Regions from separate parts of the Homo sapiens genome. Here region 2 is linked to region 1. Evidence: read pairs that join two places in POLR2A ChIA-PET (ENCODE). Cell type or tissue: HepG2. All regions are shown on one strand.

Evidence for each region. Peaks named below come from ENCODE experiments on the same cell type or tissue, not always from the same donor. Only the 100,000 strongest peaks of a DNase experiment are listed, where the experiment ranks them.
Region 2: POLR2A ChIA-PET joins it to region 1 with 6 read pairs; 3 of 35 experiments call an interaction of 5 or more read pairs at or near these places.

The regions. Positions count from the first base shown.
Region 1 is chr6:87,769,235-87,777,234 of GRCh38, forward strand. No RefSeq gene overlaps it. Among named protein-coding and RNA genes, the nearest start is that of AKIRIN2, 71 kb to the left of the region's middle. In HepG2, no CTCF peak of the experiment used is centred here; DNase peaks (open chromatin) are centred at 3,767 and 7,327; H3K4me3 peaks cover 1,006 bases.
Region 2 is chr6:87,667,693-87,675,692 of GRCh38, forward strand. It overlaps AKIRIN2 (akirin 2), which reads right to left. Exons shown (of 5, transcript NM_018064.4): 5 at 7,168-7,915. The coding sequence ends at 7,905. It also overlaps a transcript of ORC3 not described here. Among named protein-coding and RNA genes, the nearest start is that of AKIRIN2, 31 kb to the right of the region's middle. RefSeq lists a silencer at 4,866-5,066. In HepG2, no CTCF peak of the experiment used is centred here; DNase peaks (open chromatin) are centred at 4,179 and 5,129; H3K4me3 peaks cover 371 bases.

The DNA of each region.
Region 1 (8,000 bases):
CACATGCCTCAGCCTCCCGAGTAGCTGAGATTACAGGTGTTTGCTACCATGCCCAGCTAATTTTTGTATTTTTAGTAAAGAAGAGGCTTTGCCATGTTGGCCAGGCTGGTTGTGAACTACCGGCCTCAAGTGATCTGCCCGCCTTGTCCTCCCAAAGTGCTAGAATTATAGGCGTGAGGCACCACTCCTGGCCTGATTTTCTCATATTAAAGAGGGACATGTAATACTTCAAAGGGTTGTCATGAAAATGATAGATAACGTGTTTGTTATAAAATACCTGACCAGGGAAGACAATCTGGTTACACAGAACTTTGGAATAACTTCAGTTGTATTGTTGCCCCCAGGCATGGTTTCTTCTCGTCTCTCTTTCCCTCTTTCAAGTTTTTTTTTTGAGACAGAGTTTTGCTCTTGTTGCCTAGGCTGGAGTGCAATGGCATGATCTCAGCTCACCGCAACCTCTGCGTCCTGGGTTCAAGCAATTCTTCTGCCTCAGTCTCCCGAGTAGCTGGGACTACAGGCTTGCGACACCATGCCCAGCTAATTTTTGTACTTTTAGTATAGACGGGGTTTCACCATGTTGGTCAGGATCATCTCGAGCTCTTGACCTCGTGATCTGCCTGCCTCAGCCTCCCAAAGTGCTGGGATTACAGGAGTGAGCCACCGTGCCCAGCCTCCCTTTAGATAGATTTTAGCTTTACTGAGGAATGCAAGCAATTCATTAGAAACTGCCAGCCAGAAAGCAGACGCATGTGCTGCCATTGGGTGACCTCTTAATGATGTGCTCAAAGAGTATTTACCTATATGATAAATATGGTGCGTTGTTCTTTGGGGACTTTTAGCAGTCTAAACAAATGCTTTTTAACAAACAGGATCCTCCAGCTGTATCCTTTTGTCTCCTTTCTGCCTTTCCCTGTCAGTTTTTGTTTTCTGGCCACCCTAAGCTGCTCTCAGTTCTTGAACAAACCACAGCTTTCTGCATCTCTAGCCTTCACTACCTGGACTTCCCATCACTTTGCCCTGCGCTTTAGGTCTCATTTTAATACCACATCTCAAAGACGCCTTTTTCAGTCTTTCAGGGTAGCTCTGGTCTCTTGTCGTATGATCCCATAATTCTCTGTGGTTCCTCTTTCATGATAGTAATCACACCTATTGCTTCTTCATGACTATCTTCTCCACTACACTCTGAGCTTCATGGTGGCAGAACCTGCCTTGTTCACCATCGCATCCTCAGTGTCTGGCACAAAGTAAACATGCAGAGACATTTTTGTTGAATTCAAAGTGGGCTGGGCAGGGTGGCATGTAATCCCAGCACTTTGGGAGGCTGAGGTGGGATGATCGCTTGAGGCCAGGAGTTCGAGATCAGTATGGGTAATATAGCAAGACGCTGTCTCTATTTAAAAATAATTAGAAAAAGAAAGTGAACAAATTAAACAAATGTCTCAAAAAGATTTCAGCACCAGAAGAGATCTTAAAGGTATAGTGATCATATTTGCTCAAACAAAAGGCAGAAATTATTGCCTGGTAAAGGATTTTGTTTTTGATTTGTAAAATTGCTTACATGGAAATCCTCTTTTTTTTTTTTTAGTTGGAGTCTTGCTGTGTTGCCCAGGCTGGAGTGCATTGGCACAATCGCAGCTCACTGCAACCTCCATCTCCCAGGTGCAAGCGATTCTCCTGCCTCAACCTCCTGAGTAACTGGGACTACAGGCACATGCCAACATGCCCAGCTAATTTTTGTATTTTTAGTAGAGACAGGGTTTCACCATGTTGGTCAGGCTGGTCTCGAACTCCTGACCTCAGGTGATCCACCTGCCTCGGCCTCCCAAAGTGCTGGGACTACAGGCATAAACCACCGCGCCTGGCCAAAAATTATAATAAAACTGGAATTTCAAGAATTTTTGGTTATATATTTAATATATATATTTTATATATATATTTGCTTTTGTTAAAGATATGACAATTATTTGGCATTATGATAATCAAGAAGCATCTGGCATAAATGCTCTTACACTTAAAGTAATCTAGAGTTCAATAAAATAAAAATCTATGTAGTGAGTTAATGTTTTTAAAATATTAACAGGTATTTTTCATTTTGGTAACTCCTAATTTCATGTTACCTCACAGTTCTTGATTCTAGAGCCAGATAGCCTGGGCTCAAATTCTGTCTCCACCACTTAGTTCTTATTGATTTTTCTTTTTTTGAGATGGAGTCTTGCTCCATCGCCCAGGCTGGAGTGCAGTGGCATGATCTTGGCTCACTGCAACCTCTGCCTCCCAGGTTCAAGGGATTCTCCTGCCTCGGCCTCCCAAGTAGCTGGGACTACAGGTGCCCACCACCACGCCTGACTAATTATTATTTTTTTAAATATTTTTAGTAGAAACGGGGTTTCACCATGTTAGCCAGGATGGTCTTGATCTCCTGATCTCGTGATCCACCTGCCTCGGCCTCCCAAAGTGCTGGGATTACAGTCATGAGCCATTGTGTCCGGCCGGTTCTTATTGATCTTAAGGAAGTTTCTTAAACTATGTACGCCACATTTTCACTATTTGTAAACTGGTATAAAGTAGTATCTGTTGGTCAGGCTTGGTGGCTCACGTCTGTAATTCTAGCACCTTGGGAGGCTGAGGTGGGAGGATCACTTGAGCCCAGGAGTTCAAGACCAGCCTGGGCAATATAGTGCAACCTTGTCTCTACGAAAAATTTAAAAATTGGCCAGGTGTGGTGAGCTGTGCCTGTAGTCCCAGCTACTCAAGAGCTGAGGTGGGAGGATCAGTTGAGCTTGGGAGGTCAAGGCTGCAGTGAGTGGTGATCGTGCCACTGCATTCCAGCCTGGGCAACAGAGTGAGACCTTGTCTCAACAACAACAACAACAAAAAAGTATCTATGTAATAGAGTTATTTTGAAGGTGGACTGAGATAATACATGTAAAATTACTAGAATGGTGCTTGGCACTTGGCTGTCAATACATATTATTTTATTATTATTGTTATTATCCTGAGAGCAGTCACACCTGAAAACAAAATAATCATTGCTTAGCTTTGCATTTTAAAATGGTTTTAAAAGTCTGTATTTAAAAACCTATTAAGTCAAAAGTCTGTAACAGGGCAACATCAGAGAAAATGGTGAAGTAAGGGCCTATGAAAATTCTTTCCTCTGTGAAAGCAGCAAGAAAACTAAAAAAGATTGTCAGAATAAATTTTTCTCAAACTCTGAAAATTAATCAAAGGTTTTCAGCTATCCAGGGACATTTATTCAGGTAAATAATAGAGAACCTAGTAGAAGTTTCTGACTAGAAAACAGCTAAATCTCAATTAGAAAAGTGAGCTTTGGGGCATTTTAACCTGGTGTATTCCCATCCTCTACTCTTCAGTCTCATGGCAGCCTGAGAACTAAGAGCTCACAATCACAATGAAAACCAGCAGTGTGGTAGCCATTGGAGTAGGCAGAACAGAGTTGTAGCGCCTTTAATGCCTCACTCAAAGAAAATTGTCATTATCTGATCCATCTGGTGGTTCTCTGGAAGACCTATTTACAAGACTGTCTGTATTTAACCTAACTTGGGGCTGATTCAGTGTCACTGCAAAAGACCTTTTCCCCCTGAGATGGGTTTTTGTTGAAAATATTTAAACGTGATTGTTTAGCTATTTGGCTGCCTGAGGTAATGGATAACAGCTGGGGCAAACAATAGGTTAAACAAAAAGCTTAAAAGGAAAAACTGAGGAGTGAGATGTTTACAGGGATTTTGAAAAGCCCTGGCATATTTCCGGGGAATTTAGAAGGTCATGTGCATGTGTAGGGCTCTGTGCATGCTAAGAGTTTTAGAGCAAGTAGCTAGGCAGACAGGAGCAGGGCAGGAGTGGGCCTCCCACCCCACCAGGAATGTCAGGCAACCATCAGGTGATGGTCAGATAGTTGTTGAACTGTCTGTCTAAAATAATAATTGGTTGCAGCCAGTGCCAGGGAAAGGCTGGCTCCCAATAGACACAAAACACCTGAAACTGGTGATCAGCAGCTTCCTGATAAGATCTCAGGAGCTGGGCGAGTAGGCTCAAGCATGCGCACTAAGGGGCAAAATGATGAAGTTTAGCTGGTATATGACCTTCCTTTAGGAACACTTGACTGGTAAGGGAAAAATGCCTCAAATAAGCATGTGCACAACTTTAGTAAAGACACTGTGCATGTGGCCCCTCCCAAGTGCTGGCAGGCCACTGCACATGCAGACAGCCCACACTAAGGGAAAAATCAAGGGAGAAGAGACGTAAAACCCCAGAAGCATGCCAACATACAACCCCCAAGTCAAAGGTCAAACAGTGCACTTGGATCTCTGAAGTCTCCTGCTTGTCCTCCTTTTTGTTCCTGCTCTAAAATTTTTAAATAAACGTTCACTCTCGCTCCTGCTCTAAAACTTGCCTTGGTCTGCCTTATATCCCTCAGGTGAATTATTTCGTCTGAGGAGGCAAGAATTGAGGTGCTGCAGATTTGTATGGATTTGCTGCTGCTAACAAGAGCTGTGTGTATGCTCGGGAAAGACCTGAGAAAACCTTAAGCTGTCACCTCTGGCTGCCCTTGAGGCCCTACAGAAAGTGAAGCCTAAGGCAAAGTTGTCAACTGCCTGGCTAAATATTGAAGGCAGCCCCAATATGCACACAGAGCCCTTCAGCAAAGACTGGGAGAAGTATCCATTCCAAAAGTGTAAGAAAATCTCTGTCCAATCACTAGAGGAACACTAAGCTAACTGAGCAGAGACTTACCAGCCATACATAAAAAAGAATACAAATTTTATTTTATTTTATTTTTTTGAGACAGAGTCTCACCCTTTCACCCAGGCTGGAGTGCAGTGGCATGATCTTGGCTCACTGCAACCTCTGCCTCCCAGGTTCAAGTGATTGTCCTGCCTCAGCCGCCCGAGTAGCTAGGACTACAGGTGCCAGCCACCACACCTGGCTAATTTTTTATACTTTTGGTGGAGATGGGGTTTCATCATGTTGGCCAGGCTGGTCTCGAACTGCTGACCTCAGATGATCCACCCGCCTTGGCCTCCCAAAGTGCTGGGATTACAGGTGTGAGGCATCATGCCCGGCCTCAAGAATACAAATATTAAAAAATTAGTTCTTAAAAGTCACTAAACAACAGCAAATAGAAACCAGCAACAACAAATCCTGAGCAGGGCAAAGAATCTAATTTCCAGAGTTACCACATTTTAAATTTATATTTTATTTATTTGTATTTTATATGTCTAGTTTAGTGGTTAACAAATATTTCTAGACTTTCAAATAAAAAGTATGGCCCAAACACAGGAAAAAAAAAGTAGTCAACAGAAATGCTCCCTGAAGAAGCTCAGGCACAGGACTTTAGACTAAAGACTTTAAATCAGCTTTTCTTTTCTTTTTTTTTTGCATCCCTGGGTGGGCATGATCTAAACCACCTACTTTAAAATATGTTCAGAGAACTATAGTAAAGTATGGTAATGATGTCTCACCAAGTATAGAATATCAATAAACAGATAGAGATTATTTAGAAAAAGAACAAAATATAAATTTTGGATGTTAGAAGTATAACTGAAATGAAACTTTCATTAGAAGAGCTCAACAGAAGATCTGAGTAGGTAGAAGAAAGAATCAGCAAATGTGATGATCAGCTGAAATTTTTCTGTTTGATGAACAGAAAGAAAAAGGAATAAAGAAAATGAGCAGAGCCTTAGAAACCTGTAGGACACAATCAAGCATGCCAACATATGCATAATGGGAGTTCCAAAAGGAGAGAAGAGAGAGAACTATGCAAAAGAATACTTGATAAAATAATGTCTGAAAACTTCCCAAATTTGGTGAAGAGTCTGTAGCAGATACAATGACCTAGGAGCCAAAGAGTTTTTATTTATTTCATTTATTTATTTTTTCGAGACAGTGTCTCACTCTGTTGCCCAGGCTGGACTGCAATGGCTCACTGCAACCTCTGCCTCCCAGGTTCAAGCAATTTTCCCACCTCAGCCTCCTGAGTAGCTGGGACTACAGGCACACACCACCACACCTGGCTAATTTTTGTATGTTTAGTAGAGTTGGGGTTTCACAAGTTGGCCAGGCTGGTCTCAAACTCCTGAACTCAAGTAATGCACCTATCTTGGCCCCCACAAAGTGCTGAAATTACAGGTATGAGCCACCATGCCCGGCCATCAGAAAGCTTTTAGTTTGCAAGAACCAGGGTTTGGAAGGACAGACGTGCCCCCTCCATCATTTCTTTCCTTTTTTTTTTTTTTTTTTCTTGAGACGAAGTCTTGCTCTGTCACTCAGGCTGGAGTGAAATGGCACAATCTTGGTTTGCTGCAACCGCCGCCTCCTAGGTTCAAGCAATTCTCCTGTCTCAGCCTCCTGAGTAGCCGGGACTACAGGCACCCACCACCATGCCTGGCTGATTTTTGTATTTTTAGTAGAGACAGGGTTTCACTATGTTGGCCAGGCTGGTCTCGAACTCCTGACCTTAGGTGACCCACCCACCTCGGCCTCCCAAACTGCTGGGATTACAGGTGAGAGCCACTGTGCCCGGCCCCTTCATCATTTCGATTTAAGACATACCATTTACACATGGTATGAAGAAGCATGTCTGACGATGCCAAATGCTTCCAGCCTGACAGAAAAGGTGTAAGACTTCTTTCTGGGCTAGTTTGAAGGGCTCAGAGATAAATGGAGGAGCTAGTTGAAGAGAAAAAATAGAGTTGAGATGTTACAATGGGACTTTGCACTCTACAACCCTTCTCTCAAGATAAAAATTCTCGTTACACATGGATAGAAGACAGAAAACTCAGAGGTGTGAGGATTCCTCAATCCATCTGGAGCTCTGGGAAGAGTGCCCTGGGCCATTCTGGGTGGGGGTGGGAGGGTGGTCACAATAGAGACGAAGGGAAAGTGCAGTGTGTTTAGGTGGAGAGGATATGACAGAGTTGGCTTGCTCACTCACGTGCCGCCACCCTCACCCCCCTCCACCAAATGTATTTCTCCATCCATGGGGCTGGAATATGTCTAAAAGTTATTTTCCATGTCTTAGCGGGACCCAGAATGAGTTCATAACTGAGGATGGGTGTGTCCATCAGAGGGTCACCATGGTGTGAAATAATGGGACCTCAGAGTAGAGGTCATGGTAGAATAGTTTAGCATGGATAGGATAAGAGATGTGGCTGAATGGTGGAGAATCAGCAGTGCCATTGTGAGACAAAGAGAGAAGACTACCCTGTCTCCAAGCAGTCCTGGAGCACCAACCAGCAAAGAGGACAGATTATCTAAACTTGACCTTGACCGTCAACATAGCGGGGACAGAGGCTGCCGCACAAGCCACACCTCAGGAAAGCTGGTGAAGAGGGAGATAACACATGGAACAATGCTCCCCTGATGCTGGGATAATATGTAACCCCCCTGGAATTTAGATTAGTCTGGGAAGAAAAGGAGGTTAAAAAAGGTGAAAGAAAAATAATCTTTTCTTTTGTTTTTTGTTTTGTTTTGTTTTGTTTTGTTTTTTTGAGACAGAGCCTTGCTTTGTTGCCCAGGCCAGAGTGCAGTGGCATGATCTCGGCTCACTGCAACCTCCACCTCCCAGGTTCAAGCAATCCTCCTGCCTCAGCCTCCTGATAGCTGGGATTACAGGCATGCACCACTACTCCTGGCTAATTTTTGTAATTTTTTTTCTTTTTTAAAGTAGAGACTGGGTTTCGCCATATTGGCCAGGCTGATCTCAAACTCCTGACCTCAAGTCATCCTCCTGCCTTGGCCTCCCAAAGTGTTGGGATTACAGGCATGAGCCACCATTCCCAGCCAGGAAGAGAATCTTAAAAGATGACATCTTTAAGATGGAAGTGACTTGAATCCCTGAAATGGATACAACTAAGTTTTCTGCTACCAGAGACAATGGGATCTTGAGAGCTAAAATTAATTTCAGCCATAGACAAGGAAAATTATATCTTTGCACATCTAGACTGTAGTACTGTGAAAATGTATTTCTACTGTACCTGTTT
Region 2 (8,000 bases), 100 kb before region 1:
CCAAGGCGGGTGGATCACAAGGGCAGGAGATCGAGACCATCCTGGCCAACAAGGTGAAACCCCATCTCTCCTAAGAAATACAAAAAATTAGCCAGGTGTGGTGGCACATGCCTGTAGTCCCAGCTACTCGGGAGCCTGAGGCAGGGGAATTGCTCGAACCCGGGAGGCGGAGGTTGCAGTGAACTGAGATCGGCCACTGCACTCCAGCCTGGGTGACAGAGTGAGACTCCGTGTCAAAAAAAAAAGTCCCAAACTGTTTGGCTTTATTTAGGCAGTAAATATTCTACTTCGGGATGACCTGTCATGGAGCCAGTAAGGCCTCTACAAATCACATCCCAAACAAATACAACTCAGATGAGCAAAGTAAGGCCCAGATGAAATGACATCTCGATCTCTTCTATGGCAGAAACTCAGCAAGACATAATGAAACAAAGATAGCTAAAGTTCATTATTTAATGCTCTACTCCCAAGAGAATTATGGGACTTTAAGGCTACTCACTAACATACAAAATTACCATGCAGATATGGGGGGAAAGTCCATGTCCAGAAAAAACTTGGTTTGCAAACCTTAGAACTATGTCATTGCAGGATTATGTGTGTGTGCCCGTGTGTGTGCTCACAGGCTTTGAAGAGTTTTATGAGTATCCATTATCCAAAATGCTTGGAAACAGAAGTGTTTTGGATTTTAGATTTTGAAATATTTGCATTATACTTAACAAGTTCAGTTCAGCATCCAAAACCCAAAATGCTCCAGTGAGCATTTCCTTTGAGCATGTCAGTACGCAAAAAGTTTCAGATTTTGGAGCACTTAAGATTTAGGATTTGGGATATTCAGCCTGCATAATCAAACCTCCTTCATTCAGGAATGTAAAAGGAGGTATTAATATGAGCTTAGAATAAAGAACACCTTAGACCTCTGGCAGCGTGGTGGGCTGAGATGACATTAATGGGTAGCTGCTCACCCTCCCCACCTCACTCCCTGCTTTAAGCACATAAAAATGCTAGATGAGCTGGGTACAGCAGCTCGCGCCTGTAATCCCAGCACTTTGGGAAGCTGAGGCGGGTGGATCACGTGAGGTCAGGAGTTTGAGACCAGCCTGGCCAACCTGGTAAAACCCCATCTCTACTAAAAATACAAAAATTAGCTGGGCGTGTTGGTGGGCGCCTGTAATCCCAGCTACTGGGGAGGCTGAGGCAGGAGAATCACTTGAACCTGGGAGGCGGAGGTTGCAGTGAGCCAAGATTGTACCATTGCATTCCAGCCTAGGCGACAGAGCGAGACTCTGTATCAAAAAAATAAAATAAAAATACAAAATTAGCTGGGCGTGGTGGCACACGCCTGTAATCCCAGCTACATGGAAGGCTGAGGCAGGAGAATCGCTTAAACCCAGAAGGTGGAGGTTGTAGTGAGCTGAGATTACACCATTGCACTCCAGCCTGGGCAGAAAGAGTGAAACTCCGTCTCAAAAACAAAACAAAACAAAAGCTAGATGAAATATATCTCAAAAAATGTCAAAATGTTGCCAAGGCTAAAAGGAAGGGGAAACCCCAAGGTACCATAAATAATCAACTGCAAGTCAGAGCAGAAAGCACCTAGCCCTGCAGAGCTTTGGGAAAGACAATGACCAGCGTAGGTAGTTAAGTTAGATTAGGTATCTTTTCATCTTCATTTAAAAGGTGCCAGGATTTCTTATTCAACAGAATGTAAACACCTGTACATATGTACACAGGACTGTCAGCTTGAATGTTTGTTAAGGAATTTATTATATGCAAACACAAGTACCACTACTACCATAGAAAGCAACTGGACAAATAGAAGCCTTGACACCTTGGAATCCATGTATTAAAGACAGAGCCTCTGTCATTCTAAGGGTCTTTGAGTGAGGGTGTGGAACACAGCCCACCAAATGAATATGATCAAAGAATAAATTTCTCATGTTAAGTCACTGAGATTCCATGATTTACCTTCATAGCAATTAGCTCAATATTTTTTCGCAATATTCTAGTCATTCTTCTTCTAGTCTTGCCTCCAACCATGTGTTTCATTTTTTAAACAATGGTTGGTACAAATCTAGGGAAAGAATAGGTGATTTTAATGATTTTTCCATCTATTTAAGGTAAGGAAGTTGGCAACAGGGAAGGTCTTCCAATACAAGGACACCATCACTACGTACAATGTAGTTTCAAATGATGCATATGAGCACCAGATAAAATTGTCAGTGTTTAGAAACTATTACTTTGAACAACACTCATACAGCAAGATGCTTTTTACACTGTAAGGTACAGAGGAACTGGCCTCACACAGACCAGCAGATTCATATATAAGGCACAGATTCACTGAGTAGAGTAAGTAGCCATGCCTTACTTTTCCTCTGCTGGGCACTAAGTTGAATTTATCCAACATAAACGCATGTCATGCCCTGAACCACTTTGACTTTCCTCACTAAAGATTATGTAAGAAAGTAGCAGGATGGCAACTGCCCTATTTTCTTTTTCGAGACAGAATTTCACTCTGTCACCCAGAGTGCAGTGACACGATTTGGGCTCACTGCAACCTCTGCCTCCTGGGTTCAAGCCATTCTCCTGCCTCGGCCTCCCAAGTAGCTGGGACCACAGGTGTGTGCCACCACGCCCAGCTAATTTTTGTATTTTTAGTAGAGATGGGGTTTTGCCATGTTGGCCAGGCTGGTCTTGAACTCCTGGGCTCAAGCGATCCACCCACCTAGGCTTCCCAAAGTGCTGGGATTACAGGCATGAACCACCGTGCCCAGTCGAAAACTGCCCTATTTTCACAATGAATACACAAAAGAGCTATAAAATTAAAACATGAAGCTCCTTTGTGGTAATCATTAATGGAGCACAAAACCCTCAAGACAGCCTATGAAATGCCAGTTCAATTCTGTGTCCATTCTGTAATTCAGGAAACCTCTACCAAAATATCTTACAAAGGAAGTATTCTGCCTTACTAAATCTTTCATTTAATGAAATACTGATCTGAAAACCCTGAATCGAAGTAGGGTGAAATACATTCAAAAAGTACCAAGCATGTGCCATGTGCCAGGCACTGTATGCCAGTGAGCAAAGAACCCTGCCTTCACTGCGTTTAGCACAGGAAGTAAAACAAAGAAAGCAGCAGGGCAGAGCACCAGGATGTCAGGCTGCAATTTTAAAGAGTGGTCAGAGCAGGCTTCATTGAGATGACGTTTGTGCAAAAAGTCAAAAGTGGTGAAAAAATTTTCCATGAAGTTTTGTGGGAGAAGAGCATGCTAGGCAGACACTAGCAGTAACAAAAATCCTATGCTGGAAAAACAGCAAAAGTGGCCAATGTGGACAAGGTAGAGTGAGCAGGAGGAATTCAATAGGAATTGAATGAGGTGGGGTAGAGTGCAGGTAATTTAGGGCTCCACAGACCTTTGTGAAGTTTTACTTTTACTTAGGAAGCCATCTAAACAAGACTTAGACTTTTAAAGGATCAGTCTGGTTGCTATGAGAGTAGAATAGGATGGGTGAGAGGAGACAAAATGAGGCAAAACAAAGACCGGTTAGGAAACCACAGAAATAATCCAAGCAAGCTATGATAGTGTCTTGGATTAGGGTAATAGCAGTAGAGATGTTAATATTTTAAGGTGGAACTAAGATCAGATGAAGGATGTGAGGAGTGCAAGACCATTTCTGCCTAGAAACAAAGAATGGAGTGGCCATTAAGTGATTGAGGATGACTGAGAGGAAAAATTTCAGAGGCAAAAGTAAGTTTTAGACGTAAATTTCGAGGTGTCTACTAGATACCTAACTGAAGATGTCACATGAAGACGTTAATATAATCTGATGTCCTTATGATGAGATCACCAAGATGAGTACTAAGAGAGGAGGCAAGCAGCCCAAGGTCAAGCTCGGGGGCACACCTATGTTTTAGCAAAATGCAGGGAAATGAAGATTGGGCCAACAGCAAGACAGAGAAGGAGCAGCCAGTAAAGGAGAAACGTCAAAGCAAGTGTAGTATTTTGCAAGCCAACTGAAGAGTGCTTCAAGGTCAAATGCTGGCTGCTGATTAGATTTAACAATGTGGAAATCTTTGCTGCCTTTTACTAAGAGTAACAGAGAGGAGACGAACTCTAATCACCTATCAGATGACCTAACCAAGTGTCCAAACTTAACAGCCTGGAAAAGCCGTAACTGTTGTGATGCAATATGGAGACCATAGCATCACCTTGCACTCTTGCACAACAAGTTTAACCCGAAACTTGCGAAAACTTTAGACCTTTCAGTTTACAGAAAGTTCAAAGGGATATCAGAAGTTAAAATTAATGACAGTACAAAGAAAAACTCAACAAGACAACAGGCCTAGTATTTCCAGAAAGTAGGAATCTTAATTGAATCGTGTTTGGGGGATGAGGGTAGCTATTTAAAAAAGAGACACATGGAAAAATCTGAAATAAGGACTCGATGTTAAATTAGGGAAGTATTTTAAGTGGGAAAGTCAACTTTTCTGTTTGAATTTCTTTTCCTAATAAAACAAGTTGGTGAAAAAAAAGGAAGGGGTAATAAACTGGAGGAAGTTTAGAAAACTGAGTTTTGCTTTTATAAAGGGGAGCACTAAAATAATCACTAGCAAGGGATATAGGATCAAAAGATTTTTTAATAACATGCTTATTATGCTTTTGGAAATGATTTAGTAGAGAAAGAAAATAGATGCAGTAGAGAGAGGAGAGGACTGCTGGAGCTGTATCTTTGCCTGAGACATAGGTTTGCATCTCGTGCTCCTTACCTGGGGCAAATGCAGGAGCAAGAGAATTGTGGGAGCCATGTATCCATGAGTAGACATAGACTATTCGGGTGCTTTTGTAGAATATTCATTTAATACCAATTACTGTAAGAGTTTGAAAGGAGTAAAGAGAACCCAAACAGGGCAAAAACAAGTCATTTCCAACCCTAGCTGCTTAAATCACCTAGGCAGCATATTAAACAGATTCCAAAAGTTCTCCCCTCCCACCAATTGTCTAAAGCAGTCTCTGGGGATAGGTAGAGCCTGAGAACCTTCTACCATTTTCTTTAGGGTCGTGTCAAGTGCTTGCCATAGGCCAAAGACAGCTTTAGTAGTTTAAACCTCCAATATTTATTTTTCTCAGATTGCCTATTTTTCCAAAAGTACAAACGCTTATACCTATGTGCACTTGTTAAAGATTTACTAAACACATCATAGTACAGTACTGTATCAGTACTGCCTTTTACTGGAAGAATAAGATGACTATTAACACAATTCTGTAGATACTTATTACAAGCAATTTCAGGGATTTGGGGAATTCAGAATCCCTAGGTAGCTAAAATAATCTATTGAAATCATGTGTGGTTGGTTATTTGGACTAATCAACTACCGGACCCATCTAAAGTCAGAGTAGCCCATAAGCTAGGACTTTTGCATAAGTGATAATGCAGAAATTTGGCTGTGGAGCAAAAAAAAAAAATTTTTTTTTTTTTTTTTTTTTTTTGAGACAGAGTCTCACTCTGTCACCCAGACTGGAGTGCAGTGGCATGATCTCAGCTCACTGCAACCTCTGCCTCCTGAGTTCAAGCGATTCTCGTGCTTCAGCCTCCCAAGTAGCTGGGACTACAGGCTATCCTGCTAACCAGTGGTTCTTAGCTGGGAACTGTTTTGTCCCTCAGGGACATTTGGCAATGTCTGCAAACACTTTGGTTATCACAATTGTGGGAGGGGGTTTAACTGGCCTCTAGTGGTAGAGGCCAGAGATGTGGCTAAATATCCTATAATGCACAGCAATAGCCACCACGACAAAGAATGATCTGGCCCAAACTGCCAGTAGTGCTGAAGTTGAGAATCTCTGTTCTAGACCATTAAAAGGGGGTAGAATTGGCCAGGCGCAGTGGCTCACGCCTGTAATCACAGCACTTTGGGAGGCTGAGGCAGGCAGATCATGAGGTCAAGAGATCGAGACCATCCTGGCCAACATGGTGAAACCCCGTCTCTACTAAAAATACAAAAATTAGCTGGGCGTGGTGGTGCATGCCGGTAGTCCCAGCTACTCGGGAGGCTGAGGCAGGAGAATCACTTGAACCCGGGAGGCGGAGGTTACAGTGAGCCGAGATGGCAGCACTGCACTCCAGCCTGGTGACAGAGCAAGACTCCATCTCAAAAAAAAAAAGTAGGGGGGAAGGGCATAGAATCATGCACCTTATTGCTACCCTGTGCTATACCAATGTTTCTCAACCACTAATTGGCATATAAATTGCCTGGGCACCTTGTGAAACCACTTTCTAGGCTTGTTTTAAACAGAGAATTGGTGAAATGTAATTACCAAAGCTAAAAATAAAAGAGGTCTGGCTGGGCGCAGTGGCTCACGCCAGCATTTTGGAAGGCCGAGGTGGGCAGATCACCTGAGGTCAGGAGTTCGAGACCAGCCTGGCCAAAATGGTGAAACCCTGTCTCTACTAAAAATACAAAAAATTAGCCGGGTGTGGTGGCACATTCCTGTAATGCCAGCAACTCAGGAGGCTGAGGCAGGAGAATCGCTTGAACCTGGGAGGCAGAGATTGCAGTGAGCCGAGATCGTGCCACTGCACTCCAGCTTGGGCAACAAGAGCAAAACTCTATCTCAAAAAAAAAAAAAAAAAAAAAAATTCCTTTTTCTTCTAACTTGGTCAGTTATAAATGTGTATTTAAGATTGTCTTAAATTTTGGAAATATGCTACTAGAATTCAACAAATGAATTCACTGAAGCATGTTTTTGCTTACTTCATTATAAGAAAGCTATGTCTAGAAACCATGTATGGAAAGGGAGTCAAATTTGCTGAATCATGCTTTTGCATATCAAGTTCTTAAAAGAAAAAACTGGATCCTACTGATATCTGAGGTAATTCTATAGCAATTAAAATACCTGTAACATTCTATCAGGCAGTAAGTTACAGAAGAAGGAATTTATATATATATATATATATTTTTTTTTTTTTAGTAGAGATGGGGTTTCACTGTGTTAGCCAGGATAGTCTCGATCTCCTGACCTCGTGATCCTCCCGCCTCGGCCTCCCAAAGTGCTGGGATTACAGGCATGAGCCACCGCGCCCAGCAGAAGAAGGCATTTAGAATCAGAACTCAGTGTTTTGAAACAGCACTCAAATCTTAGAAAATTAACTTCACTGATTCCTGGAAAATGCTTACGTTTTAAAACACCAACTTTATTCAAATACTAACCCCATCTGTACATTAAGAAACAAGCAAAATAGAAGTAAATGTTTTATTCTTCCAACTAAATTCCAGTACTACAAGGGCAGTAAAACAATGATACACTGGAAAAAAAAAAATGCAGCAATAAACATTTGTTAAAAAGACTGATAGAATAAATAAAACTACAAAAAAAAAAAAAATCATACAAACCCATTCTGAAACCCCAAGAAGTCCTGGAATACAGAAATGCCCTCCTCCTTCACTATTTCACAGGAAGCACTGCAGGCTATTTGCTTAATATTGTCCTGGGATTACATTCTAAAATTAGTAACTGGTTACAGCTCGGTTGTAGTGCACAATTAAAATCACACTAACTTCATCTGAAGTGTCATTCTACAGTTTTATTTACACAACCAGTGAAGGGCATGTTCTAGAATACCAGCTTTAATCCTTTTCAAACATTAATATAAGAAGCCAAATTGTAATGATACAGCAAAATGAGGCCACTGGTATTAATACAGGTAGCAAAGGTCCACATCCAGGTGGTACTGACATCAGGGAAATTTCCAAAACCAGTTGCTGCTGCCTAAGAGTGGTTGCCACTGACGAAAGCTTGAAATAACCTGTATTCACAGAAGGGGTATTGGCATTGCTGCATGTCATAATTGGGACCTCTTGCAACAACTCAACAAGGAACAAGGCAGCCCACAAATGCAGGATACGTGATTCATGAAACATCTAAAGGGTGAGAAAAAGAAAATTAGTGCAAAATACAGGTCAAAATCCAAACGAATACTAGATCTTGATTCCCAATTTTGCCCCT